2 separate regions of the Homo sapiens genome follow, and region 1 is linked to region 2. Evidence: chromatin loops called from intact Hi-C (ENCODE). Cell type or tissue: endothelial cell of umbilical vein. All regions are shown on one strand. Each heading gives the region's core, and the rest is flanking DNA. Links, peaks and the distances in the headings are about the cores only.

Region 1 (16,992 bases), core at 4,093-12,092, 190 kb before region 2:
GCACTTTAAGAGGTTAAAGTAGAAGGTGATCAAAGTCAAATTTATATCGAAGGACAACAAGGAAGAATGGCCATGGAGGAGGGTCAGACCTGCCCTGCCCTGGGAAGCAGCATTGTGCTGGCTCAGCATTGAAGCAGGTGCACAGTGCTGCTGCTCTGCCCGGTATGGCTTCCTGTGACCAGAACGTGAGCAGGAAGGGTGGCAGCTACTCCAAATGTAGGTTGGAGAGCATGGGGTTACAAGGTCAAAGCAAATGAAGAAGTGTATGCAGAAGCACCTGGAAAACTGTAAAGCCACAGGCAGATGTGGTGCTAGCATTATCTTCATCAAACTGAACTTGGAGAAAAGACCATAAACAGCACATGTAGGGGGTTCCGTTTTGCAACAGTTAAAGTTATTAAGTAGAGGAGATTCGTTCATTGATCTGAGGGTTGGACCAGATGACCTGGTGCAGTAAAAAGAGTTTAGAACTAGAAGCCGGGAGATCTAGTCCCTGGCAACTCCCCCGCCCCGCTCCTGCTCACTAGTGCTGTGACCTTAGTTTGGGCAGAGCATTCTGTGCTTGGTTTCTTGTTTGTGAAACGAATAGTTAGATTTGAGTAATAGTTTTGAAGCTTTTTAAAATTGTAGTATGCCTTGATAATTAAGAGTATAGGCTTTGTAGTTAGATTGCCTCAGTTCAATGCTAAATTTCACCACATAATAGCTGTGTTGTCTTGGGCAAGTTACTTAACCTCCTGCCTCAATTTTATCATCTGTAAAATAGTACCTACCTCATAGAGTAGTTGTGAGACAATTATTATATTAAGTATCTTAGTAGGGTGCCTGCCTGCCACATAGTAAATGCTTAATAAATATTGAATTTTATTATTTCTTCAAATAGACTCATAGGTAAAATTATCGGTTACTAAGAAGGAATTTTTAAAATACGGGATTTAGTGGTCTCTTTTGCTCCATTCTCAGTATCGTGTAATAGAGGCGTGGAAAATGATGGTTCTAAATAATCACACAGCTCAAATAGAAGTACACGCCTAGGGAAGAATTTTGCTGGTGTCTTTATGTCCTGCTTTGGTTTAGTATTTCTAAGGGGAGCTGGATAGTACCAGGACACGGGTACTCTGGAAATGCATTCCAGTTATGCCTTTGCTGGAGACTTTCCTGGGACACACTGGGGCTATATAATATAACCTATATTGTAATTTTACTTGAGGAATTCACTAGGCAGATTAGCATAAATCAGGATTCTTTTCAACATGGCATAGTCATTTTTACATAACAGGTCATTTGTTTCTGAACAGCTTCCTAGCCTGATATAGAATCTGTTTAGATTCTGCATTATATTTTCCGTTATTAAACCAGGGAAATTTTGAAAAGACACTTATTTGTTGCTTGCTATATTGGCTGTATGCATACTCAGAAATGAATGCCAAATTGCTGTTGATTAATGAACAACTGGCCAGTTGCCTAGTTCAGAAAGAGGTGCATAGGCCTGGGGGAATAAAGTACATATATTTTGTTTAGGCAGGCAAGAATTTAAGGCCAGAGAAGTTGGCTAAAAATGAGAGGACCAGTTAGTTCTAGAAATCAAAACAGTTAAGATCTAGGGACAGTCATAAGTCATTGCCAGTAATAGTTATAGTCAGATAGACTCAAAGGTTCCCAGCTGCCCTCTTGTTGATTAGCTAAACCTCTGAGCCCCTAGGTGTTCATTATAGCCAGAAGCTCATCAGATGCCTGCAGATTACCTTTGCCCTAGTTGAGATGTTGACCTCTCAGGATGGGGAGAATTGGTTGAGTGAAGAGCTGCTCTCCTGGGCCATGTGTTTCACAGCAAACCAGGGAATGGATAATAAATATTTCTCGAAGAAGCTTTCTCTTCTATGATATTCTCCACCCCTGCATTGAGTACTCTTCTATATAAAGTCTTTTCATATATATGCATCCTTTATTGTTTTGTTTTATTTTATTTTATTTTATTTTATTTTATTTTATTTTATTTTATTTTATTTTACCAAGACAGGGTCCTGCTCTGTTTCCCAGGCTGGAGAGCAGAGCTCACTGCAGTTTCAACCTCCTAGGCTCAAACGATCTTCCCACCTCAGCTTCCTAAGTAAGCTGGGTCTACAGGCACATGCCACCATTCCCAGCAAATTTTTTTTATTTTTTTTGTAGAGATGGAGTTTTGCCATGTTGCCCAGGCTGATCTCGAACTCCTGGGCTCAAGCGATCTTCCCTTCTTGGCCTCCAAGAGTGCTGGGATTACAGGATTACAGATGTGAGCCCATCCTGTTTTTTTTTAATTTACACTTTTTGTGTGGCTAAAAAAATTATTTCAGTCTTGGGATGGGGTGGAGACATGCTAATAAACTAGCTGTACTGCAGTCCTGTGATGACTGTGTGTGTTCATTGTTTTGCATTTGCAGTATGCTAGGATTTGTTTGGTATGCATATGGACGTGCTCTACCTGGCCTTGCACGGTGTTCCTTCCCCTAATAGTGGGCCCCAAAGAGAAGATATCTTACCCTGAGTTAACAATGGCAATGCTTCTACATTGTGTGCTCCAAGCCCCACATTGCTAATTAGAAATGAAAAGCCTGTGCTTTTCAGAAGGCTCATTTTATGCCACATGACACATTTATTAATACTCCATGCCATAACTCGTTAAGAACTGTTCTGCCGCTCTTAATGGACCTTGTGCTGAAACACATTCAGTGGCTGTTGTTGTAAACTGATATTTCCCCTTGGGCAGTAACCGCAATCCAATTTCAATTTCCCTTTTAACTCATTTACTTCACAAAGATCTAATTTGAGACAGATTAGGTAAAATATTATTGGACTTCATGGGCACCAAGTGATTGTTGTTTAAGAAGTATTGTAAAAACCCAAAGCTTGCTGTCCTTTCCACTATATCTAGGCTTTGAAGGATCTGGCGTTAGAGCGTAGTGTTGAACGAGAGAGGACAAATGTCCTTTTCTGGATTCCCACCAGAAGTTTAACGATGATTACAAACGTTTAATCAGCCATATGAAACATATATACATATATCTCTCTCAAAGTCAACCCATCACCAGTCATTCCTTTCCATTCTCCCATATTCACTGTTCTCCTGAGAACAGGGGATAAAAGTAGGGGAGATAGTGCAGGGAAAAGCATTGTGTGACGCAGTTCTGCCTTGGGGCTGCTCTATGCTCCCCCCTGCTGACATAAGTATGGTACTATCAAGCACTGTTGACCCTGGACTTGACAGACTTCAACATAAGGAAGCAGAATAACTAACTCAAGAGAGTTCTACAAGGATAAAATGTGAGAGAATAAATAATAATAGGCTTTCTCCTCAAATTTATGGTTTGCTGCTTTGTTGCACTTAATCCTGGATGCTCTGTGAATTTTCTAAATCGTAGAATTACAGATATCAGTGCTGGAAAGGACCTGAGTATGCCCATCAGGCAGCCCTCTCTCTTATTTTATAGACGAAGAAAATGAGATCTAGAGACATGCAGTGGCCCAGCCAGGCCATACAGTTAGGCAGAGGCAGGGAAGAAGGAGAACACAAATGTTTTAGCACATGACCTGAGAGATGATCTAGTGGTTCCCCAAATCTGGTGAGCACAGATTCCTGGATTCTGCACACTTATTTAATAGAACACCTGGAGAAGGGATTTATGACTGTGTTTTTTAAAAAGCTACTCAGCCTAGGCTGGGCATGGTGGCTCACGCCTGTAATCCCAGCACTTTGGGAGGCTGAGGCAGGTGGATCACGAGGTCAGGAGATCGAGACCATCCTGGCTAACACGGTGAAACCCCGTCTCTACTAAAAATACAAAAATTAGCTGGGCATGGTGGCGGGCGCCTGTAGTCCCAGCTACTCGGGAGGCTGAGGCAGGAGAATGGCATGAACCCAGGAGGTGGAGGTTGCAGTGAGCCGAGATCACACCGCTGCACTCCAGCCTAGGCAGCAGAGCGAGGCTCCGTCTCCAAAAAAAATAAAAAAATAAAAAAAAATAAAGCTACTCACCCCAGGTGCAGTGGCTCACAGCTATAATCATAATCCCAGCACTTTGGGAGGTCAAGGCAGGAGGATTGCATGAGGCCAGGAGTTCGAGACCAGCCTGGACAACATAGCAAGACCCTGTCTCTACAAAAAATAAAAATAAAAGATAAGACAAAATAGAAAGCTAGTCAGATGATTCTTATGCAGTCAGTCTGGACTTAGTCAGGAACTAATATTAGTGTATCCCCTGGGGCAGATCAGTTTTGCCATCTGTTTTTGTATGGCCCACAAGCTAAGAGTAGTTTACATTCTTAAATGGTTGGATGTGTGAAAATGATACGAAATTTAAATTTCTGTGTCCATAAAGTTTTACTGAAACACAGCCACTCTTCTTGGGTTGCATGTTGTCTATGGCTACTTTTACACCACAGTTACAGGGGTAAGTTGTTTTAACAGACACTGTATGGCCTACAAAGCCTGCAGTATTGACTGCCTGCGCCCTTTCAGAAAAAGCTTGCTGGTGCCGGGTATATTACTTATCTCTTTCTCGTGTAACTACTGCAAGCCCCAGTATTAAAAGGGAAATTCCTAAGCTTTGAGTACTTGTGTTTGTCCAAAGACTATCTTGCCTTTTTTTTTTTTTTTTTTTTTTGAGACGGAGTCTCGCTCTGTTGCCCAGGCTGGAGTGCAGTGGTGCAATCTTGGCTCACTGCAAGCTTTGCCTCCTGGGTTCAAGCGATTCTCCTGCCTCAGCCTCCAGAGTAGCTGGGACTACAGGCACATGCCACCATGTCGGGCTAATTTTTGTATTTTTAGTAGAGATGGGGTTTTACCATATTGGTCAGGCTGGTCTTGAACCGCTGACCTCGTGATCCACTCACCTCGACCTCCCAAAGTGCTGGACTTATAGGTGGACTATCTTGCTTTTCAAAAAAGATCCATTGTGAAAAACTGCATGCAAATTATCTGTAAATCTAATTATTTCAATAATAAAACATGTTTTATTGTAATACAATTTCCTACTAAAGTATGGGAGATTTACCTTCATTTCAGGAGTTTAGTGTGCTAGATGTTTATTTTTGTTAACAGAAAAACTGTTTTTATACTTGATGAAGATATAAGATGTAAATATTTAGAAAGGGGTGATGGTAAATGAGTTTTATTTTAAGTGCAACACTCAGTACCCAAATTAATTAGGAAATTTCTATTTCACACATCAAATGTCCTTAGTAAAGCCTTCTGCTTACAAAATCATAGTTTTTGAATTCACTAAAGATGCTTAGTTTCCCCCAGAATCATCAGTCTCCCACTTGACAGCTCATGACTGATCCTAATTCAGAATCCTACCTCCTAGTTTTTCTTCAACCAAGGTGTAACAGTTTCCATTTCCTAATGGCTTCCTTTTGTTTTTCTTCTTCTCCTTTTCCCTCACCTAAAACAACATAAGCATTTGTTCATGAACCAATCAACAGACATTTATGAAGCACCTGCTGTATGCCAAGCACTGCAGGCACTGATTCAGTGATAGGAAATACCCTCCATGCTACCTCTAGACCTATATTTCCATCACGACCAAACCAAGAGACAAGAAAAATGGAAAGTATAGAGTACATTACTTTAAAAAATCCTGCCAGGCGCGGTGACTCACGCCTTTAATCCCAGCCCTTTGGGAGGCTGAGGCAGGCGGATCATCCGAAGTCAGGAGTTCAAGACCAGCCTGGCCAACATGGTGAAACCCTGTCTCTACTAAAAATACAAAAAAATTAGCCGGGCGTGGTGGCAGGTGCCTGTAATCTCAAGTACTGGGGAGGCTGAAGCAGGAAAATTGCTTGAACCCGGGAGGCGGAGGTTGCAGTGAGCCGAGATTGCGCCATTGCACTCCAACCTGGGCAACAAAAGCAAAACTCTGTCTCAAAATAATAATAATAATAATAAATAAAAAATAAAAATCCTGTTGTCTGTCTCCTAAGGAGAGGTTTTGTAGGTGATATTGTAAAGGCCTGGCCCGGTGGTTTTTAGGTCTTGGGGCATGGGCCAGTGCTTCTTTCATTGTTGCTTAGCTGCCCTATCTACCCCGGGGACTCAAATTTCTCATTCACCAGAGAATTTGTCTCCCACACCAACTTCATTCTTTGCCACGTTGCCACTGAACTGCCTCCCAATCTGGCACAGTGGAAGCTGTTGAGAGGCTCGAAGCTCGGCATAACATGCTGCTCTTTGCTGCGTGACCTTTGATAGGTGGTGTTCCTCTCCTGAGCTTTTGTTAAGTGTATAGAGGATAATAATTCCTCCTTCACCCATACTTCATGGGAACCTCATGAGGTTGAATGAGGAGGTTATTTAAAAGGCTATTTTCATAGAGGGAGTTGCTGTAGAAACACAGAGAGGTACAAGTACTTCAGAGAAGGGGTTTGGGGGAAGCCCTGGGCTGTTTGTTTCTTTGAGAAGCCAAGATATGGAAGAGCTATAGCTCAGCCCTCGATATGTTTCAGATGAACCCTAGGTCTCCTACTTCTCTTTGCTTTTAGGATTAGGCTTTTTCTGCAGCATATCCCACCAGAACCAGTATGCTCCATTACAGGAAGAATTTCACTGCAGTACAATGTCAAACACTAGGGATGGTGTAGTGGGCGTTTGTAGAATGAATCTAGCTCAATACTTTTCCATTGGGAAGAGAATGACGTGACTCTGGTAGATTAGGAAAGGAAAGAATAGAAGATAAGAAAAGAACTTTAAAAAACATCACTAATACTGTGCATTGGGAGTACATAGGCTGATCATTATTTTGGAACTGTGGAGGGAAGCATAAGATTGGTTCCTGCCCTCAAAGAACCAAAAGCCTAATTGTAGGGGATGGAGGTTAAAAAAAAAAAGGTGGGGGCTTTTCATAAATGACCTGTATCAGGTTAAGAAGGACCTCTATTACTAGTTTGTTGAGTACTTTTATTATGAAAGGTGTTGAATTTTGTCAAATGCTTTTTTCTGCATCTATTAAGATGATCATGTGGTTTTTCTCCTTTATTAATATGTTGCATTACATTGGTTGATTTTCAAATGCTAAACTATCTTTGCATTCCTGGGATAAATCCCACTTGGTCATGGTGTGCAACCCTTTTTATATGCTACTGGATTTGGTTTGCTGGCATTTTTGTTGAGGCTGTCTGTGTCTATATTCATAAGGGATGTTAGTATAGAGTTTTCTTATGATGTCTTTGGTTTTGTATCAAGGTAATACTGGCCTTTAGAATGAGTTTAGAAATGTTCTCTTCTATTTTGTGGGAGAGTTTGTTTAATTCTTTAAACATTTGGTAGAATTCATCAGCAAAACCGTCTGGTCCTGGGCTCTTCTTTGTGGAGGTTCATTTTTTAATGCAAGGTACAGAAGAGTATTTATGGAACAATCCCATGTGAGAGAGAGACTTTTTAAGGACATAGATGTATGCTTTTATTTACATAGAAAATTTCTAGAAGGATATACAAAAAAACTGGCATCGAAGGTTATCATTAGGTAATGAGATGGAACTTGGTCTTATGTTCCTTTTTTCTTTTAAAAAAATTATGATCATGCATTGCTCCAAAATTTAAAAATAAAAAACTACTTAAAATGACTAGCATTTATTTGGCCATTTGCTCTTTCACTCACACAGTGAGATGTTAGGACTGTGTATCTGCCACTGGCCTGTCTCCTTAGGAACTTGCAGTCTAGTAGGCCCTTGCATCTCTCAGCTTCACAGTCTGCTCTCCCTCTTCCCTATTTTATTCTCCATCAACACTGAATTACTGGTCAATTCCCTAAAAAAAACCTGCAGCTACATGCTACTATGCTTTCATACATGTGATTTTTGTTCCCTTACCTTTCCATCCCTTCTCACTAAATCTGCCCAATTAATTTTTCTTAATTCTTGTTTGTCCTTTAAAGCCCCTTCCAAATATTAGTTACCTTCCTTTGTGAACTTCCCAGCTCACTCTCTTTTTTATTTCCCAGCCAAGGGGAAAAAAATCTCTCCCTCCTGCTGCCTCTCATACATTATGCATATTTTTGTTATTGAACTTTGTACTTACCCTGCATCATAATTACTAGCTCACATATGTGTCTTCCCTAAAAGTACAGTTTTATTCAGTGTTGTGTCCTGGTAATTAGCACAATGCTTGGCACAGAATAGATGCTCAAAAATATTTTAATTCAATTGAATTCAGAACACAGGGCATTCTGGGTAGAATGAGCCACATAAACAAAGGCCAACGTTATGAATTATGAGAACCTGTTCCGAGGACATGAGCTAGTTTGGCTAGATGGGAACATTCATACTGGGAAATATGATTTAATTATTTTGGCAAGGCTGATATTGGGGGCTCTTGAAAGCCATATAAAGCAGATTGAATATTGGTAAGTAAATATTGATTGAATGAAGAACATTTCTCACTTCCTTCCAGTCTTTGCTGAAATCTCTCTTCTCAATAGGCTTATCCTGACCACCTCTTTAAAACTGTTGCCTCTTTATTCACCCATCCCCTGACTCCAGCATTCTTGATCTTCCTCTCCCTGTTCTTCCTCCTTTTCCCATAGCACTTGTCATCTTCTGTGTAGCACAGCCTATATGATTTACTCATTCATTACAGTTTTTATTTATTGTCTGTCTTTCCCACTAGAATTTAAACTCTTCGGGCCAAGACTATCTTGTTCACTGACCATTCCCAAGCACCTAGAACACTGTCTGACACATAGTAGGTGTCCAGTCAATATTTGTTGAGTGAATGAATCCTAAATTAATGAACTTCAGTATCGTGTACAGAGCTGGCATAGAAGCTTAGGTATGATTCAAATGGCCTGTTTCTGAAAGAAACAAGTTTATTCTGTAAAACTGCCAAGATTGCATCAGCTATTTGTATTATAATCTGGGCAGGGCAGAGGGAGGGAGGTGGGGCAAACATTGTGTTAAGTTTGCTTGTTTAAAAACCAAGTTGGGAAGTAAAAAGTATTAAAGACTTTTGAGTTTATGTATTCCTTACCTAGAAATCATTGTTTCATGTGGTGACTCATACCCATGCTTTAATAATTTCTCTCTCTTTCTTTCTCCACAGACCTTTGTAGTATTAAACAGAGGGAAAACTCTCTTCAGATTTAGTGCCACGCCTGCCTTGTACATTTTAAGTCCTTTTAACCTGATAAGAAGAATAGCTATTAAAATTTTGATACATTCATATCCTTTTCGGCAAATGTGGAGTGAGTGCGGCAATTGCATGGTTGCTTGTTTACCTTTCCAATATTTGACAACTGGATTATATGTTAAGTTTTTTACTGATAGTGTAGTTAACTAGCCCATCAGTCAGAGGTTTAAGAGTGAACTCCTGCCACATCCCAAGCTAAGCTTCAGCAAATTATTATTTTTTTTCTTAGGATGATATTGTGGGAATCTGAAATTTTGTTTGGTATCATTGTATGGACAAATTAAAATAACCTTTGTTGAAGTCTTAACTTTATTTAGTACTCAGACTTCAGTGATTTCTTTCTGTGGCCAACTATTCAGCTTAATATATTAAAAGCCATTATTAGAGGTTTTTGAAAGTCCTTCTTGAGTTACAAATAGTTGGATGAATGCTTTAGAAATCAGCTTTGAATTTTTAAAAAATTTTTTGAGCAGTGAGCTTAGAAAGTGAGATAGTTCTCAGATGAAATAACCTCCTTGTTACAGAGGTTTAGATGCAGATTGTAGGATAAATAGGAATTTTTTCTGGTATTTTTACTCACCTTAAATAGAAAAATGCCAATTTATTCAAGTGGCCTGAGTTACACCTTATTAACATATGAGAGTGCATGTGGCAAATGAAAAATTATTTGATGGATTTAGTGATGTTGCATGGTGGCTTGAAACTTCCATGGCTGGTCGATATTTAACAGCATGTAGTCCCATGCTTCGAAGATTACTGTATCCTCCAAGTAGGATGAGGAAGCCAGCAGTGGCAACTTGGTGAATTGGTTTAGAAGCTTTTGCCACATTTTATTAACTCTTGAGAATTTAGCAACATGGTTGTGAAATCTGTAGTTTAGAAGCAACACACTTCTGAAACCTGAAAGTTTATAAGGAAATAAATAATTCACAGTGGACTTCTTCCTTTCTGTTGGATCAGAAGATGGAGTGTTTTTTCTCTTCTGGTTCCAAAAAGCATGAAGACAAATCCAGCTGTAATGAAGAAAAAAAAATCCAGCTGTAAGAAATATTTTCTCTTTTTAAAACTCCACTGGTAGAATAAAGATAGTGAATGCCATTAACAAGAGAGAGTGAATTAGTGGCAAGTGGGATATGGCTCCCAGGCTCTAATTGGCTCTAATTGTCTAATATGACAATTAGAGTTTGAGTAACTTGTGCTGACCTAAAATAGTTTAATTTTTCTCAGAGATAAGAACAGAAAGGCCTGAGAAAAATTCTGGATGGAAATGAAATGGCAGTATGGTTTGCTATCCATAAACATTCCTGGACACTTTCAGAATGGATTTTGCTCTATTACCTAGTCTTCAGAAGTGTGGTGGTGCAGATGTCCTTGAAATCTTTACCTAACACGCCGCAGCTGGTTTCCCACATTGGACATATTCAACACATATGGGCTGTATTGGCTGATGCCTTGCCCCCAAAGACAATTCAGCCCTTTAGAAGGACTAGGGAAGGCTGGGTATGATGGCTCAGGCCTGTAATCCTAGCACTTTAGAAGGCTGAGGATGTAGGATCACTTGAGCCCAGGGCTTCAAGACCAGCCTGGATGACATAGAGAGACCTTGTCTCTTAAAAAAGAACAACAACTATGGAAAAAAAGTGAACCATTGCATGTAGATTTTCAAATAACTAGCTATATAAGATAATTAACTTACCAATAAATGAATACCTAGTCATATAGATTTAATTGATTTTCTTATCTGACAACTTTGGTTGAGAAAGTGCAAAGGTATTATACTAAGTGCAAAAAACATTTAGAGGCTTAGTCTGTAGTTGAGCTGAAAAGTGGTTAGGGGAACATGTTTCATCCAAAGGGAGTAGAACAGTGACGGCCCTTTTGAAAGAAGGAGAATAGCTGTCCTTCCCCATCCATCCACAGTTCACAGTGGCATGCTGTGTTTATGGTGGTGACCACAGTTTTCATTGTCACCTTGCATTTTTCTCTTCTGTGCTTCATCTCCTTTCAGGTTATTGATTTAGATCTGATACCCAATGGAAATGTGTTTGTTTTTTGAGAAAACAAAAGGCAGGCCAGATTTTAATATTGCCCCTTGACTCTTCTCTACAGTATTTAGCATGATCATTATGTGCACTATTTTGACCAACTGTGTATTCATGACTTTTAGTAACCCTCCTGACTGGTCGAAGAATGTGGAGTAAGTAACTCATTTATGTGTGTGCTTGTTTGTTTTAAATATTTTTAGTCACTAAATCTTGCTTTGCCACAGTTTACCCATCAAGGAGAAAAAAAATTAGTTATTGCCTCTCTTTATTTCACAGAGAAGGCTGAAAGTACATGTGGAATTTAGGAAATAGCCCTCCCTAAAAGTCAACTCTAGAAATTACTGCCCTTCACTCCACCCTTTCCTGTGCCAGGCAGTGCCGTTGCCCTGCAGCCCCATCACCATCTTGTATCCTCAGTTCCTGGTGATACTGTTTTCTCCAATTTTAGGTTTCCCTGTTTTTTGACTTCTCTAAGGTTAAAAACAGCTCTGGGGGGCCTCCTTACCTTCTTCAAAATGATCATGTACTAGATAGCTGCAAAGTTAACTTCCTTGGAATACAGTTCAGGACCCAGTACAACATTCCAAAGGTCTTAGTTTGTGCATTTCAGTAAGTTTCATTCAAAGCATTTCTTTCTCCTCCTCACTTCCTTCCTGCTGCATTGGCTGTGCCCTTTCTGTTTTGTCTCTCTTAGTTGAAGCAACACTTCAGGCAAGTGCTAACTTAAAAGGTTCATTTAAAGTTTCTGTCCAGAAATTACCTCAAGCTATTCATTTCTTTGACAGGTACACGTTCACAGGGATTTATACATTTGAATCACTAGTGAAAATCATTGCAAGAGGTTTCTGCATAGATGGCTTTACCTTTTTACGGGACCCATGGAACTGGTTAGATTTCAGTGTCATCATGATGGCGTAAGTTCTCCCCTTACTTTATTGGTGTTCTGGGTGTGATTCTGTGTGTGGAGTTGTACTCCTGGGTCTGTTTGTAGGTGTGCATTTGTGGACACAGCTGTATGAGGAATTAATGGATAACCATGTAAGGCCCTGTGGGCTTATGTCTATGATTCTTGCTTGTGAGGGCCTCTTGTGGTTCAGGCGATGATAATGTGATTATGTGGGAGAAGGCAAGCAGAGGCTTTACAGCTGGGAGAGAAAGGAGGAGGTGATTTCCCATTGGCACTCTCTCGTATTTTATTCCTCCTTGTAACGATCACGGTTTGCACACCTATCATTACAAGGCCTCTGTGAAGACTTGAAATTTTTTAGTTGTAAACTTTCAGCTGAAAATTAGTTTCCTGGGTATGTCTTACCGTATGTAATTTAATAAGGCTGGCCAGGAGTTGCAGACTTCAGAGCACATTTTAGAGTCAAAACATGAGCCAAGGTACCCACACTGGCACTTCCTGAAGAGTTACTAACCAGAATTTCGAACTATTGCTCAAGATCAGTGTAACTCCACATTGGTATGTTACTGCTCTTGCTCATTTGTGTTGTTTTAGCAATAAAAATGTATCTTTGGGAAACTTAGCTGATGATAGAAGAGTTATAGCAGGCTTTAATATTTTTATTTCCAGGTTGGGAAAGCGTTTTGTGGTTTGAGAGTGTAGTGGGGGTGGTGTATAGGTTTTGCATGTATGCATGATGTGTAAGAAAGAGTGCATTTAAATATGTATTGATCTGAGCATCTGGTGGAAAGATGTATTTCAACTGTAAAATGTGAATAAATGATATGCATCGAATACTTGAAACTGAAACTGACTTTCTGTTATATAAAGGCAATGTCTTACTTTCTAGCATTATGAATACACATTAGTGTTCATTTAAAATTTTTAAGTGTCCTTGCTAGGCACAGAGCTTGTAATTAAAATGAGCACTTAACACAATATTTGCTCTGATCCCATGATTTGGATTTTCCTGAGCCCTGCTTTTGTATGTCACAGGCCAAAACTTCGTTTATAGACATGACTACAATCATATGATTACAACTCCTGATTAAGTCATATATACAGACATTTAGTCAATTTTGCCATTGTCAACTAGGGAGTTACTTTAATGTAGATTTGTTTTTGTGGGGCTCCTGCTGCAGAAATTTGTCTCCCTCTCTTAAGAAATTGTTCGCAAAACCTGGGAACATAAGTCTTTGATACCTCCTGGCCTTCCTTTTTACTAAAAAATGTGAATGGGCTGACAGTAAAGCCATTCTGATTGGGATCAGCACATTACTATGCTGATTAAAGGAGTAAATCCCAAAAACCTCCTTTCTAATATACTTTTGAATTCTTCTTGTCCAATTAAAAACAAATGTTCCTTAAATGTTTGTATTTTGAAGCTTTTCTTTTTCAAGGAAAAAAAATGAAACCATAGCTTGTATATAAGACCCTTTCTTCCCCCCATTCTCAAACCCTCGCCCAGTGGTACCATTACAAGTTAACTTTGGTTTGATTCTGCAGGTATATAACAGAGTTTGTAAACCTAGGCAATGTTTCAGCTCTACGCACTTTCAGGGTACTGAGGGCTTTGAAAACTATTTCGGTAATCCCAGGTAAGATGGTCCGGGGTTGGTGTTAGGTGTTGGGATAGGGCCCTGACGTGACGTATTGTACTTTTTGTTTTGTTGTGGTTTTGTTTTTTCCTTTGGTGTTTGTGTTTGTGTCTGTGTTTGTCACTTGTGTCTGTGTGTGACCTCCCTTACTACAGATATGTGACAGAGTTTGTGGACCTGGGCAATGTCTCAGCGCTGAGAACATTCAGGGTTCTCCGAGCTTTGAAAACTATCTCTGTAATTCCAGGTGAGAAAATTTGTACATAAGACTGACTTTGCCACATCTCCTCTTTCTCCTCCATTCGTTTTGTCCACCATTCTAAAGCAGCATCAGTACAGTTGATAATGGCCTTGCATTCTGCATGTTTTTCCTGGGAGACATTCTCTGGAATGGCCGTTGGGTCCTCAGGCAGTTTTCTCTGAGTGCTTGCCAGGCATGCAGCCCCCATTCCATCCATGCTATTGAAAAAGCACGTGCTTAAGAATCACTTGGATCTCACCATATTTGAAAAAATTGTCACAGAGCTAGCTGTCTCTTTGTATATAAATCATTTGCTTCCTGGCTCCATGGAATTACAGTAATTTTGACATTTGCCATCATTTCATTGCTTGTGATTTCTAGGCTTCCTATCGCATGGTTTGCTGATGGGACGTTATTCAAAGAATTATACATTTACTATTACTATATTAATGAAATTTTTTAATCACAGAAGAGATCTACCCAGTTAACTAATCCAGTATCAGAGACAAATTTAAGAGACTTGGAGTTAGTGAACTGCACTTAAATAATCACTGTCTATCATGTTCTACTGCTGTCTGTCTCACTAGAATAAGAACCAGTAGACATCTACTGTACATATTCAGGGTTCATTCTCAGACATAAATCCCAATGAAAGCTTATGCAGGCACTGTTAAAAAAAAATCAAAGGTAAGATAAGATACAACTAAAGGTATGGGCAACAAAAAGTATAGAAGTTTGAGGGGGAAAAACAGAATCAGTAGGTGAGTTGAGAGTTAGTTGATTGACAACCTCTTTAAAATTTGTGCCTTTTTCTTTTTGGTTCTGGTTGAGCTAGCCCAGTGGTTCTTAACCTTTTGAAGGTTTTGGATCCCTTTGAGAATCAGATGAAAGTTCACAGACCCCCCCCGAAGCCCATCCATGGACCCCAGGTTAAGATTCCTTAATTTAATTTAAATCATTGCTACTGGGTAATACTTATCTTTCTAAAGACCAGTCTTGAAATCTTAAAGGAAAGATATTTTAGTTAGTATTGTGAGCCTAAGATATACTGGCAGTAACTTGGCAGAGGTGAAGACTGTGTTGTTGCTCTTTGGACTTTAGTTGTGGTCATGGGTTTTCAAGGAAGACTCCGTAGAGACCAGGCTTTCCACAGCAGTTTCGTAGAAATAGGAATGTGGAGAAAGAACAGAGGCATCCTATTCTTATCCTATTCCTATTACGTGGCTCTTCCCCTTGTGGCTGACTCAGAAATATCTCTCTTTTTAAAATTTATTTTTATTTTCTAGAGACAGGGTCTCACTCTGTTGCCCAGGCTGGAGTGGTACGATGATGGCTCACTGCAGCCTTGACTTCCAGGGCCCAAGTGATCCTTCCTTCTCAGCCTTCCAAGTAGCTGAGACCACAGGTGCATGCCATCACACCCAGCTCATTTTTAAAAAAAAATTTTTTTGTAGAGACAGGGTCTCCCTATGTGTTGCCCAGGCTGGCTGCCAACTCCTGGGCTCAAGCAATCTTCCTGCATCAGCCTCCCAAAGTGCTGGGATTACAGGCGTGAACCACTGCATCTGGCCCAGAAATATTTCTTTTTCCCCTTTTTAACATTATCTCAATAGCAGATAGAGAGGGAAGCACAAAGATAGAATCCTGGAGAGGGCAGACTGGAATGTGGTTTACTGAGAACCTCAAAGAAGGTAAATTCATCTTCACCACTTACAAATTTGGGCCATGGAGTTGGCCAGTAAATCAGTGCCCTACCAAAGATGAATTCCTATATTTTTAGCGATGGTAGCTGACTCCCTATCAACCAAAGGCTGGGTGTCAGTTGGAGTATATACTTCTTGGCAAAAAACTACAACCTTAACTTACCAAGATTTAGTTCCTAGCCATTTTAAATCTGCTTAACAGAAAGCTCAGCTCATTCTCCAGACAGCCTCAGATAGCTCATTGATGGTGGCCTAATCTTTAGGCAAGCCCTGTCTTATTTTTTGAGGCATCTGGAATGCCACATCTTTACTTTCCTTTTTCCTATGGTGTCTCTCCTCCTCTGGCCCCTTTTAAATATGATCTTGTGTTTTCTGCTCACTTCCCTCAGCGTACTCTGCAAGGCATCTGTCTCTTTATGTTCCTGTGATCTCAAAACTTCTCTCCCAGAATTAAATTGGAAAGCTGTATTCTATTCACTAACTAGGGCAGCAGATGCTGTCTCTAGTCTAGCTCATAGCTTCTGTCTCTGTCTCTGCTATATGGTTAACTTTTGACCATGGCATTTCTGCAAGATAACTCTTGATTGGTGTCACGTTATTTATTCTTTGTATATATCCTTAATATGTCATGTTATTTATCCTTTATATATATATATATATCTGGAATATATGCAGTATCTAACACAGTGGTGCCTGGCCCATAGTAGTGCTCCATAAATGATTGTAGTAGCAGCACTTATGATTATAAAGAAACCTAAGCCAATAGAAAGGGTTTGTATCAAGATTTAGACATCAGCTTCACAGTTTGAAATAGAGTCCCAGATTCCTATTTCTAGAAGCACCCCCAATTGAGCTGGCTTTGGGAGGCTAACTGGGGTGGAAAATAACATTAAGGGATAGTAAAGCGAATAATAGATCACTGTCAGTAAATGGTATATTTGGTTCTTGAATTAAAAGTGTGGCTCTCAGTCTCAATCTTTTTGCTCCCGATTCTATGTTTTAGAGTTAGCAAGAGAAATCCAGTAATGAAGTTTCCCTCATGGGAAGTTTTCTCTCATCCCATGGGAAATTCTGAAATTGCTGATTATGCTTTCTCCCATAGAGGGCTGTTGTGCTATTCCTACCTGCCTGCTATGCAGTCTCCTTCCAAGGCGGGAGCACCAGTGTATGAGTCAGTGGATCTGGGCCATCTCTTGCTTGGAAGTATGTCATTTTGATTCTTGTGTGGTAGAGCTGGCCCATGATTCCCCCTTAGTAAAAACCATTGTTCTGTATACCAAGTTTTCTCGTGGATCACTT
Region 2 (10,703 bases), core at 62-8,061:
TGTGGGAAGATGGGAAGAACACCAGGGAAAGCTCAGCATGGGGGTCAGGCACAGGGCCAGCTGGGCAAGTGGTAGAAGAGGAAGTTGAGCCTCAGCCCACGCCCATATTCTGAGTCCCCACAGCACTTGGAGTGGTGCGGAGGGTGGTTCCTGGTTCAGTTCTGCTACCCACCAGAGGGGTGATCTTGCCCACCAGAGGGCAACCGTTTACCCTCTTGAGACCACATTAGCAAAATGGTGGGGGAGGCGTACATAATACCTGTCTCCCAGGGACCCCACCAGGATCAAACTCCAAAATGCTCATGAAAGCCGTGTAGGGCTTGCTGATGAAAGGGTGCAGGTTGCCAGCCGGGAAAACTGGGGCTGGAGCTATGCTTTGGCTCTTCTGGAACCATAGCTCACTGCTGTATGACCCTCCAGAGTGGGGGGCTGGTGGAGGGGCTGGGTCTCACCAACCATTGCCCCCTCTGTACCTGGCCTGGTGCTCATCTAGAACTCCATAGGTATTTGTGGAGTGAATGCCTGCGTGAGGGAAGGACCAGGGCATAGGTAAGAGGAGGAGAATGAATACATGAGTGAGAGGCAGAGTGAATGAAGCAGGGACTGGAGACGCCCTCTGCCTCTGAGCCTCAGTTTCTTCATCTGTGAAAGCCAGTGGTGGGGCTTGGCCCACTTCTGTCTCTGGGCTCCAGTGTGAATCAGACAAGATGGGGCCACTCCATGGAAGCCCCTCCTTGCTATCTATGCAGGGCCCCCAGGGTGGACGGGGGGAGCTGAAGTGACCAGTGTTCCCCTCCCCCCATCCCTGTCCCCCGGAATTTATAGATTCCTCATTGTCCTGCACAAAGGCCTTCTTGAGGAGGGGGCGGGGTGATGGAGGAGACGGGAGAATTAGAAAGGCGGAAGCTGAGCAACAGCCAGCCACACCCAAGGCCCCATAAATCTGCCCAGGCCCCTGTAAGATGGACTCGCTTTGCCGCACTTGAAGCGGCTTGCAGGGCTCCTGCTGCTGGGATCAGCTCACCTTCCTCACAGCTCTGGATCCTCAGCAAGATGGGGGGTGGAGCTGCGGGGGGCATGAAGACAAGACCTGGTGGTCAGGGAGGGGTGACTCACCTTGCGTTATACCTCTGACCTCAGAAAGTCCTTAATCTTGTTCCTGTGCTGCCCCCTGTAATTCTAGTCCACAGCTGTTGGTTCTGAGCTGAAAAATGAGCTTTTTGTGGGTACTCTGAGTCTTTTTGTGGGAGTGGGCCTGAAGGCTCAGACTCTAAGAAAATGGCCTCCTCCCCCACGCTGGCCTCTGGGTAGTGGGTGGGAGGCTGAGGGTGGAATTGACAGATGGTGCGGTGTTTAACAGATGACGGGAAACAAAATTACTCAGCTGCCGTGTCTCTCCATCTTCCCCATGGAAGGAGATGGCCTTCGGACTGGAAACAGACAATGACCTCAATCAGGAGGCTGTCAGAGGACAGGGAAAGAGAGAAGCGACGGGGTATTAGGGGTATTAGGGCACCATGAACAGGTGTACAAAAGACCTGACTCAGAATCCCATCCCTGCCACACACCAGCTGGGTGATCTTCAGCAGATCTCACAGAGTCTCTGTTTTCTCATCTGTAAGATGGGTCAATGAAAAACCCTGCCTTATCTTCCTCACTGGCTTTTATGAAGATTATATGGATTCTGTGTTTGAAAGATGGGCTTTAAAGACTTGCGAAGGTGTAAAGATGTAAGAGGTTATCTACTGGAAACTCTAAGTGCCGGCCCACTAGTTGTTGACGGAATCATTTTAAAAACTTTTTTTTTCCTTACAACAAAACAGAATAGAGTAGAAAACATAACAGTGCTTTACAGTTTCAGGAAACGCTGCTTGTAGTTACATGTGCATTCATGTGTCCTGGGTCCAGAAGTAAATGTATTTACTGTGGATGACGGTCAAAAAAGTGAAATACTCAGAGTAGAGAATATTCTTCAGTGATATCTCCAGAAGGGAATGGTGGATGAATGGAAACTGACAACATGAAATATATCAGGCTAAACATAAATGTAAAAATTTTTGTAAACAAAAATGTACACTGGCTCTGAGCAGCTCAGTGTAACTGCGGTTGGTGGTGATGGGTGGAAGGGCTTACGTAGGACTTAACTGACTGCCCTTTTGGTGGGCAATGAAGCTCTCTCTGCTGTGTAAGACACCTTGAGCCTGATTCCTGAGAATGCTGTCCCTGAACGCCCACTAGGCAATGACCGTGGCTCCCTCACCGTGGCCCTGAGCTGTGCCAGAGGGAATGGGTTATTTAGCGAGAACCTTGAACTCATGTGCCCAGGCCTCCCCTCCAGTCCACTAGGAGTGCAGAAGGATTTGCAACAGGTATGCTGTAGTGGTGGTCAGGACACCCCTGCCTGAACTTCACCCATGACCCTTGTCCTCACCCCCACCCAAGGGGTCATAGTCCAGTGAGGGTGAGCTGGTCAGAGTGGACCCTAAATCAATCCCAGACCTTCCTGGCTGGCTCTGAGTTACAAGCTGTGGGCTTTGTGATGCAGATCATGATTCGGGAGTAGGGGGCATGACCTATGGCAGGTCACACAGGACCCCTAGAAAGGGCCAGAGCTGGGGTCAGAGGCCACCTCCTCCATTCTCTGCCCTGCTCTGCTGGGTCCCATCCTGCATCTACCTAGTCCTTCAGCTGGGCTGGGCCATTTCCCCACTGACTGCCGGCTCCAGCTGTAACTGCCACCAAGCCTGGAGGCTGGGAGGAGAGGGGCTTCTGCTGGAAAAAGATCCCAGAAGAAAAGAAAGGGATGAGATGACACAGTATTTTGTTCCCAAACCAGACTCAAAAGTTTCCTGAGTTCCTTCTCTGTAGATTTGCCCCTGCACCGCCCCCCCGCCCCCCGCCCCACCACCTTCTCTTCTGATTGAATTCCGCAAGTCAAGACTCTGGGCAAAAATCCAGCCCAAAGGATTAGATGGCTGGAGATTACGCACGGCAGTCAGAGAGCAAGTTAGGGAGCAAGCAGTGTATGTTATCAGGGCTTAAGAGAGAGCATCAGAGGGAGAGAGAGATGGAAAGAGCCAGATGGCGAGATGAGAAAGATCAAGCTGAAGAAAAGGGGATGACAGGCAGACAGAAAGAGGAGTACCAGCAGAAGACACTGAAGAGAGTGATTGAGAAATAGGAGCGGCAGGCAAAGGAACATCCTTGTGAACTCCTGTCAGACCCCAGCGGCTGAGAGGTCCAAAGGAGGTTAATCCATAAAGGGCCTTTGCTTTTAATCCTTAAGACCACCAGCCTGAGACTGCAGAAGGCCCTGGCTGAAGTGTACCTGTGTCATCCAGGAGCTATCCATTATTTTACACATTAACCAACAACTCCATGCCCCACTACCACAATCATTTCTATCAACAAAGGCATACACAGAGAGGGTCAAGACCAGGCCTGGGGAACTTGGCAGGGGCTGGGAAGGGATCCCTATTGAGTCCTCTTGAGGAGGGAGGCCTGGACAGGGCACTTCAAGACAGGGCATCAATGCAGGTAGAAGGTAGAAGAATCCTCACACTTGGCCATGTGCTGTGGCTCACACCTGTAATCACAGCACTTTGGGAGGCTGAGATGGGCGGATCACCCGAGGTCAGGAGTTCAAGACCAGCCTAGCCAACATGGTAAAACCGCGTCTCTACTAAAAATACAAAAATTAGCCAGGTTTGGTGGCACATGCCTATAGTCCCAGCTGCTCGGGAGGCTGAGACAGAAAAGAATCGCTTGAACCTTGGAGGCAGAGGTTGCCGTGAGCCAAGATGGCGTCACTGCACTCCAGCCTGGGCTACAAGAATGAAACTCTGTCTCAAAAAAAAGAAAAAAAAAATACAAAAGTAAGCCGGGTGTGGTGGCTCACATCTGTAATCCCGGGTACTCAGGTGGCTGAGGCAGGAAAATTGCTTGAACCTGGGAGGCAGAGGTTGCAGTGAGCCGAGATCGCGCCACTGCACTGCAGCCTGGGCAACGGAGCAAGACTCCTGAAAAAAAAAAATCCTCACACTTGGGGTACCCATCCAGGTTGGCTAAAGCTGATATACAGAAATAACTACAGAAATAACTCCCTTTCCTTTGAGCCAGAAACGGAACCCCACAACCCTCCTGTGCATCTGCCCTGCCAAGACCCAGACACTGCACCTGACCCTAGAACCCTCAGCTATAGCCTCAAGCCCTGTGGGGTGGGGATGCTCTTCCAATTCCTGCCCAGACCTGCCACCTGCTGGCTGACAGTGGCCTCGCAGTAACAAGACCCTTGCTGAGGCTGGGGTGATTGGTGCTAGAAGTAGCTTCTCTGGGCTTGGGGAAAAGAGGATTTGAAAAGCAAAATGTGAAATCCCCATTCACCTACCTACGTGTTCTTATGGTCTCTCTGCACAGGTTAAAAAGACTCTGTCCCTAGGCCAGGCACGGTGGCTCACCCTTGTAATACCAGCACTTTGGGAGCCCGAGGCAGGCGGATCACGAGGTCAGGAGTTCAAGACCAGCCTGGCCAGCATGGTGAAACCCCGTCTCTACTAAAAATACAAAAATTAGCTGGGCATATTTGCACGCCTGTAGTCCCAGCTACTCAGGAGACTGAGGCAGGAGAATCACTTGAACCCGGGAGGTGGAGGTTGCAGTGAACCAAGATCGGGCCACTGTATTCTAGCCTGGGCAACAGAGTGAGACTCCCTCTCAAAACAAACAAACAAACAAAAATAAGACTTCTTGTCCCTGACCATCACTCCTGCATGATGCTGGGGGTGATCTTCAGGCCAGAGGAGAATCTGGAGGGGAACTCACATTTACTGAATGGCCGACAAGGTACTAGATGCGGGAGACACAGAGATAACCAAAGTCCTGGGATTATAGGTGTGAGCCACGGCACCTGGCCAAGAATGAGATTAATGATAACTAGTGTGAAAAACACAAGCACTGAACTGTGTGCCTGACTCAGAGTAGTTTTCAATTAATAGTGATTGAATGAATGAATTAGAGCTACCACCAAGGGATGACGAACTCTGTGTGCAGAGGAAAAGAAGGAAACAGACAGGGAAATATTTCTGATTCTTTTATATATTTTTTTCTATCATTACCAAGTAGTAATTATCTAGGTGGAAGATTCAAACATTATACAAGTTTGAAAAACAAACCCGCTGGGCGCAGTGGCTCACGCCTGTAATCCCAACACTTTGGTAGGCCGAGGCGGGCGGATCACGAGGTCAGGAGATCGAGACCATCCTGGCTAACATGGTGAAACCCCATCTCTACTAAAAATACAAAAAATTAGACGGGCGTGGTGGCAGGCACCTGTAGTCCCAGCTACTCGGGAGGCTGAGGCAGGAGAATTGCGTGAACCCGGGAGGCGGAGCTTGCAGTGAGTGGAGATCGCGCCACTGCACTCCAGCCTGGGCAACAGAGCGAGACTCCATCTCAAAACAAACAAACAAACAAACAAAAAACCTTTTTCTTCACCCTTCTCTTATTCCTCCTCTTTAAGTTAACCATGTTTTAAAGAGCATCATTTTGTCTAGAGGTTCCCCATCTGGGCTGTACATTAGAATCACATGAAGAGATTTTTAAAATCCTGTTGCCCAGGTTGTGCCCCAGACCAATAGTCTCAGAATCTCCAGAGTGGGTTCCAGGCATCACTATTTCTAAAAAGTCCTTAAGTGATTACATTGTGCCGCCAATGTTAAGAATGACCATTCTGGCCGGACACGGTGGCTCATGCCTGTAATCCCAGCACTTTAGAAGGCCAAGGCGGGTGGATCACTTGAGCCCAGGAGTTACCAGCCTGGGCAACACAGCAAGACCCCGTCTCTACAAAAAATACAAAAATTAGCTGGGCGTGCTGGCGCATGCCCGTAGTCCCAGCTACTCAGGAAGCTGAAGTGAGAGGATTGCTTGATCCCGGGGAGGTCAAGGCTGCAGTGAGCCATGATTGTACCACTGCACTCCAGCCTGAAAGACAGAGCAAGACTCTGTCTCAAAAAAAAAAAAAACCATTCCAGCTCTTTCTATGCATTTACAAAAAACACGTAAATAGCCAGACTCTCTCTCTCTCTCTCACACACACACACGCATATGTATATTGTAGAGACGGGGTCTCACTATGTTGCCCAGGCTGGTCTTGAACTCCTGGCCTCAAGTGTGTGTGTATATGTGTGTGTATATATATGTATACAGTATACTGTGTGCCTGTGTGTTTGTATGTGTGTGTGTCATTGCATTTGGCTTTTTTTCCAACCATGAACAAGGTGGCTCAGAGAGATTTTCAGGGCAAACCATGTAGATATTTATCTTCTTCTTGAAGATAAATGGAGGCATTGAATGGAGGCATAATCTACAGGTGCCTCTAACCTTTCCTCTACTGATGAACATTTAAATTGTTTCTAATTTTTTTTACTGTTACAAACAATGCTTCAAGGTATATTCAGTATGTCTTTTTAAATTTTATTTTATTATTTATTTGTATTTATTTATTTTGCAGAGACAGGGTCTCCGTGTGTTGCCCAGGCTGGTCTTGAACTCCTGGCCTCAAGCAATCCTCCTGCCTTAGCCTCCCAAAGTGCTAGCATTACAGGCATGAACCACTATGCCAGGCCTACTCAGTCTATCTTTGCTCACATATGCAAGCACTGTTTTGAAAAAGATTTCTAAAAGCAGAATTTCTGGGTCAATGTGTATGTACATTTGTTATTTTGATAGATACTGTCAAAATGCTTTCCAAAAATACTTCACTAATTTACATTCTCCCCACAGTGTAAGCACTTCATATTATTAATGTTTAATTTTTACCAAACTGATGGGCCAAAAGCAATATTTCATTGTTATTTTAATTTGCCTTTTCCTGCCTATTTGTGAGGTTAAGCATCTTTTCATATGTTTATTGGACATTTGTATTTCTTTTCTTTTTTTTTTTTTTTTTTTCGAGACAGAGTTTCGCTCTTGTTGCCCAGGCTGGAGTGCAATGGCACGATCTCAGCTCACTGCAACCTCACCTCCGCCTCCCGGGTTCAAGTGATTCTCCTGCCTCAGCCTCCCGAGTAGCTGGGATTACAGGCATGCACCAGCACACCTGACTAATTTTGTATTTTTATTGGGGATAGGGTTTCTCCATGTTGGTCAGGCTGGTCTCAAACTCCCAGCCTCAGGTGATCTGCCCACCTCCACCTCCCAAAGTGCTGGGATTACAGGTGTGAGCCACCGCGCCTGGCCTGGCCATTTGTATTTCTTTTATGAATTAATTGACCATGCTATTTGCCCATTTCCTATTGGGCTTTTTATTTTATTTATTTATTTATTTATTTATTTATTTATTTATTTATTTAATTTTGAGATGGGGTCTTGCTCTGTTGCCCAGGCTGGAGTGCAGTGGTGTAATCTCAGCTCACTGCAACCTCCATCTTCCAGGCTCAAGCCAACATTTCAGCCTACTGAGTAGCTGGGACTACAGGCACAGGCTACCATGCCTGGCTAATTTTTTTTTTTTTTTTTGGTATTTTTAATAGAGACAGGGTTTTGCCATGTTGCCCAGGTTGGTCTCTAACTCCTGGCCTCAAGTGATCTGCCTGCCTCAGCCTCCGAGAGTGTTGGGATTACAGCCGTGAGCCACCACATCTGTCTCCTATTGGGCTTTTTTGCAATTAATTAGGAATAGAGGAAATTCTATTTCCAATAATATGACTGGCTGGATTCTGGACTGATTTTTCAGCATAAGTCATGTAAAAATGCTGGTTGAAATACGCAAATTATTTTAAAAGTGTAGATGTGCTGGCCAGATAGCAAGAAAGTATTAGGTTAAAGTCTAAGGGAAGGCAGGAACTCAGAGAAACAGACAAAGGAATCCTTCTTTAGTGTGAGGATATTTGTCGAATTAGGCAAACTTGAACTTCAAATTTCACAGTCTCTATTTTTGATAGAACCAAGGTGAGGAATCTAATAGGAGATTCTCTAAAAAGCTATGACTCCAAAGGATTCATCGTTCATGTAAGATTGAACCTGAAATAAATCTATCCCGCTGTCACATCCAGAGGACTTTAATGAAAGCTGCCTCAGTGCTGAGCTGATAGCAAGGCTGTATCTCTGAGTTGTAACCACCAGCTGATCTTTGCGCTTATTTGCAGCCCTGGATGACCCAAAACTATCCAAGTTAGGTATTTAGTTTAAAGTGGTTCAGGACTGGTTAGTACCTCTACATGCCTGGCAGGAAAAAACAAAACAAAACAAAACAAAACAAAAAAACTTCATATTCTCTGAAGGAAGATACCTTAGTCCTCAGCCTCAAGAAATTTCTAACATCATTTTCTAGGGAAAATAATAAATAGCTCACAGGGGGAAAAAAAATCTCTAGGCTGGGCGTGGTGGCTCATACCTGTAATCCCAGCAGTTTGGGAGGCCAAGGCAAGAGGATCACTGGAGCCCAGGAGCTCAAGACCAGCCTGGGCAACATAGTGAGACCTCCTTTTTATAAAACAGAAAAAAAAAATTAGCTGGGCATAGTGGCAGGTGCCTGTAGTCTCAGCTACTTGGGAGGCTGAGGTGAAAGGATCACCTGATAGAGTGAGATACCACCTGATAGAGTGAGACCCTGTCTCAAAAAAAAAAAAAAAAAAAAAAGGTAAATCATAAGAAATCCATACCTAAGCATTGAAGTAAAACTTAAGAACACCAAAGACAAGAAGAAGACCTTGAAGACTTAAGAAAAGAAGGCCGGGCGCAGTGGCTCACGCCTGTAATCCCAGCACTTTGGGAGGCCGAGGCGGGCAGATCACCTGAGGCCAGGAGTTCGAGACCAGCCTGGCCAACATGGTGAAACTCCGTCTCTACTAAAAATCCAAAAAATTAGCCAGGCGTGGTGGTGGGCGCCTGTAATCCCAGCTACTCGGGAGGCTGAGGCAGGAGAATCGCTTGAATCCGGGAGGTGGAGGTTGCAGTGAGCCGAGATTGTGCCATTATACTCCAGCCTGGGAAACAAGAGTGAAACTCTGTCTCAAAAAAAAATAATTAAATTTAAAAAAAAAGAAAAGACAATCTTTAAAGGAGACACACTGAACTCTCAACAAGATAATGAAAGCCAGAACCCAGTGAAATACTTTCCACACATCATGGCACCGAACAACTGAAAAATACACAGTCTTTTAAAGCACACATGACGTATTTGGCAAAATCTGATCATATACTAGATTATAAAGCAAGTCTCGATTGATTTTAAAGATTTGACCACAGTGCTAGAAATAAGTAACAAAAATAATTTCCATATGTTTGAAAGTTATTAAAGACATTTCTAAATAATTCATTGATCAAAGAGGAAATAAAAATGGAACAACTAAAGTAGTATTCAATGGGAAATTTAAGGTCTATAAGGCTTATATTCAAAGACTTGAAGAAAGGATGAAAATTAATTAGCTACACACATATCTCAAAAAATTAGAAAATAAGAGCAATTCCACTTGTAGGTATACACTCAAGAATACTTTTTTTCTTTCTTTCTTTCTTTTTTTTTTTTTTTTTAAGACAAAGTCTCAATCCAGCGCCCAGGCTGTAGTGCAGTCATGCAATCTTGGCTTACTATAGCCTCAACCTCCCAGGCTTGGGTGATCCTCCCACCTCAGCCTCCCAAGTAGCTGGCACTACAGGTATGTGCCACTGAGCCCAGCTAATTTTTTCATTTTTAGTAGAGACAGGGCTTGGCCATGTTGCCCAGTCTGGTCTCAAACTACTGGGCTCAAGCAATCTGCCAGCTTTAGCCTCCCAAAGTTCTGAGATGACAGGTGTGAGCCACTGTGCCTGGACTCAAGGAATACTTTTTTTTTTCGAGACGGAGTTTTGCTCCTGTCACCCAGGCTGGAGTGCAGTGGCTCCATCTCGGCTCACTGCAACCTCCGCCTCTGGAGTTCAAGCGATACTCCTGCCTCAGCCTCCTGAGTAGCTGGGATTACAGGCATGTGCCACCACGCCCAGCTAATTTGGTATTTTTAGTAGAGACGGGGTTTCATCATCTTGGCCAGGCTTATCTTGAACTTCTGACCTCAGGTGATCCGCCTGCCTCAGCCTCCCAAAGTGCTGGAATTACAGGTGTGAACCACCACACCTGGCCATCAAGGAATATTTTTCCATAAACAACCATGCCTGTGTGTTCATAGTGGCAGAATTTATAATAGCAGAAACTTGGACACATCCCAAATATCCGTTAATAAGACAGTGCATAGGCTGGGTGTGGTGGCTCATGCCTGTAATCCCAGCACTTTGGGAGGCCAAGATGGGTGGATCACCTGAGATCGGGAGTTCGAGACCAGCCTGACCAACATGGTGAAACACCGTCTCTATTAAAATACAAAATTAGCTGGGCATGGTGGCGCATGCCTGTATTCCCAGCTACTCGGGAGGCTGAGGCAGGAGAATTGCTTGAACCTGGGAGGCAGAGGTTGTGGTGAGCCGAGATCGCGCCATTGCACTCCAGCCTGGACAACAAGAGCAGAACTCCGTCTCAAAAAAAAAAAAAAAAAAAAGACAGTGCATAATAACTGTGGTACATCAACGCAATAGAGTATTATACAGCAATCAAAATGAGTAGACCATAGTAACACAACAATGTGAATGAATCTTAGCAATATGATATTAAGTGATAAAAGTGGACAGCAAATGACTACATAAAGCATTATATGCTTCTAAATAAAATA

Evidence for each region. A loop is a pair of places that touch in the nucleus more often than their neighbours do. Peaks named below come from ENCODE experiments on the same cell type or tissue, not always from the same donor. Only the 100,000 strongest peaks of a DNase experiment are listed, where the experiment ranks them.
Region 1: it touches region 2 in a loop (2.6-fold over the local background); 5 of 110 quality-filtered maps call a loop at or near these places.

The regions. Positions count from the first base shown.
Region 1 is chr12:51,675,101-51,692,092 of GRCh38, forward strand. It overlaps SCN8A (sodium voltage-gated channel alpha subunit 8), which reads left to right. Exons shown (of 27, transcript NM_001330260.2): 3 at 9,074-9,192; 4 at 11,268-11,357; 5 at 11,991-12,119; 6 at 13,905-13,996. Among named protein-coding and RNA genes, the nearest start is that of SCN8A, 92 kb to the left of the region's middle. In endothelial cell of umbilical vein, for the core only: no CTCF peak of the experiment used is centred there; DNase peaks (open chromatin) are centred at 8,871 and 11,951; H3K4me3 peaks cover 206 bases; H3K27ac peaks cover 2,194 bases.
Region 2 is chr12:51,871,175-51,881,877 of GRCh38, forward strand. No RefSeq gene overlaps it. Among named protein-coding and RNA genes, the nearest start is that of ANKRD33, 12 kb to the right of the region's middle. In endothelial cell of umbilical vein, for the core only: a CTCF peak has its summit at 4,265 (motif pointing left); a DNase peak (open chromatin) is centred at 4,257.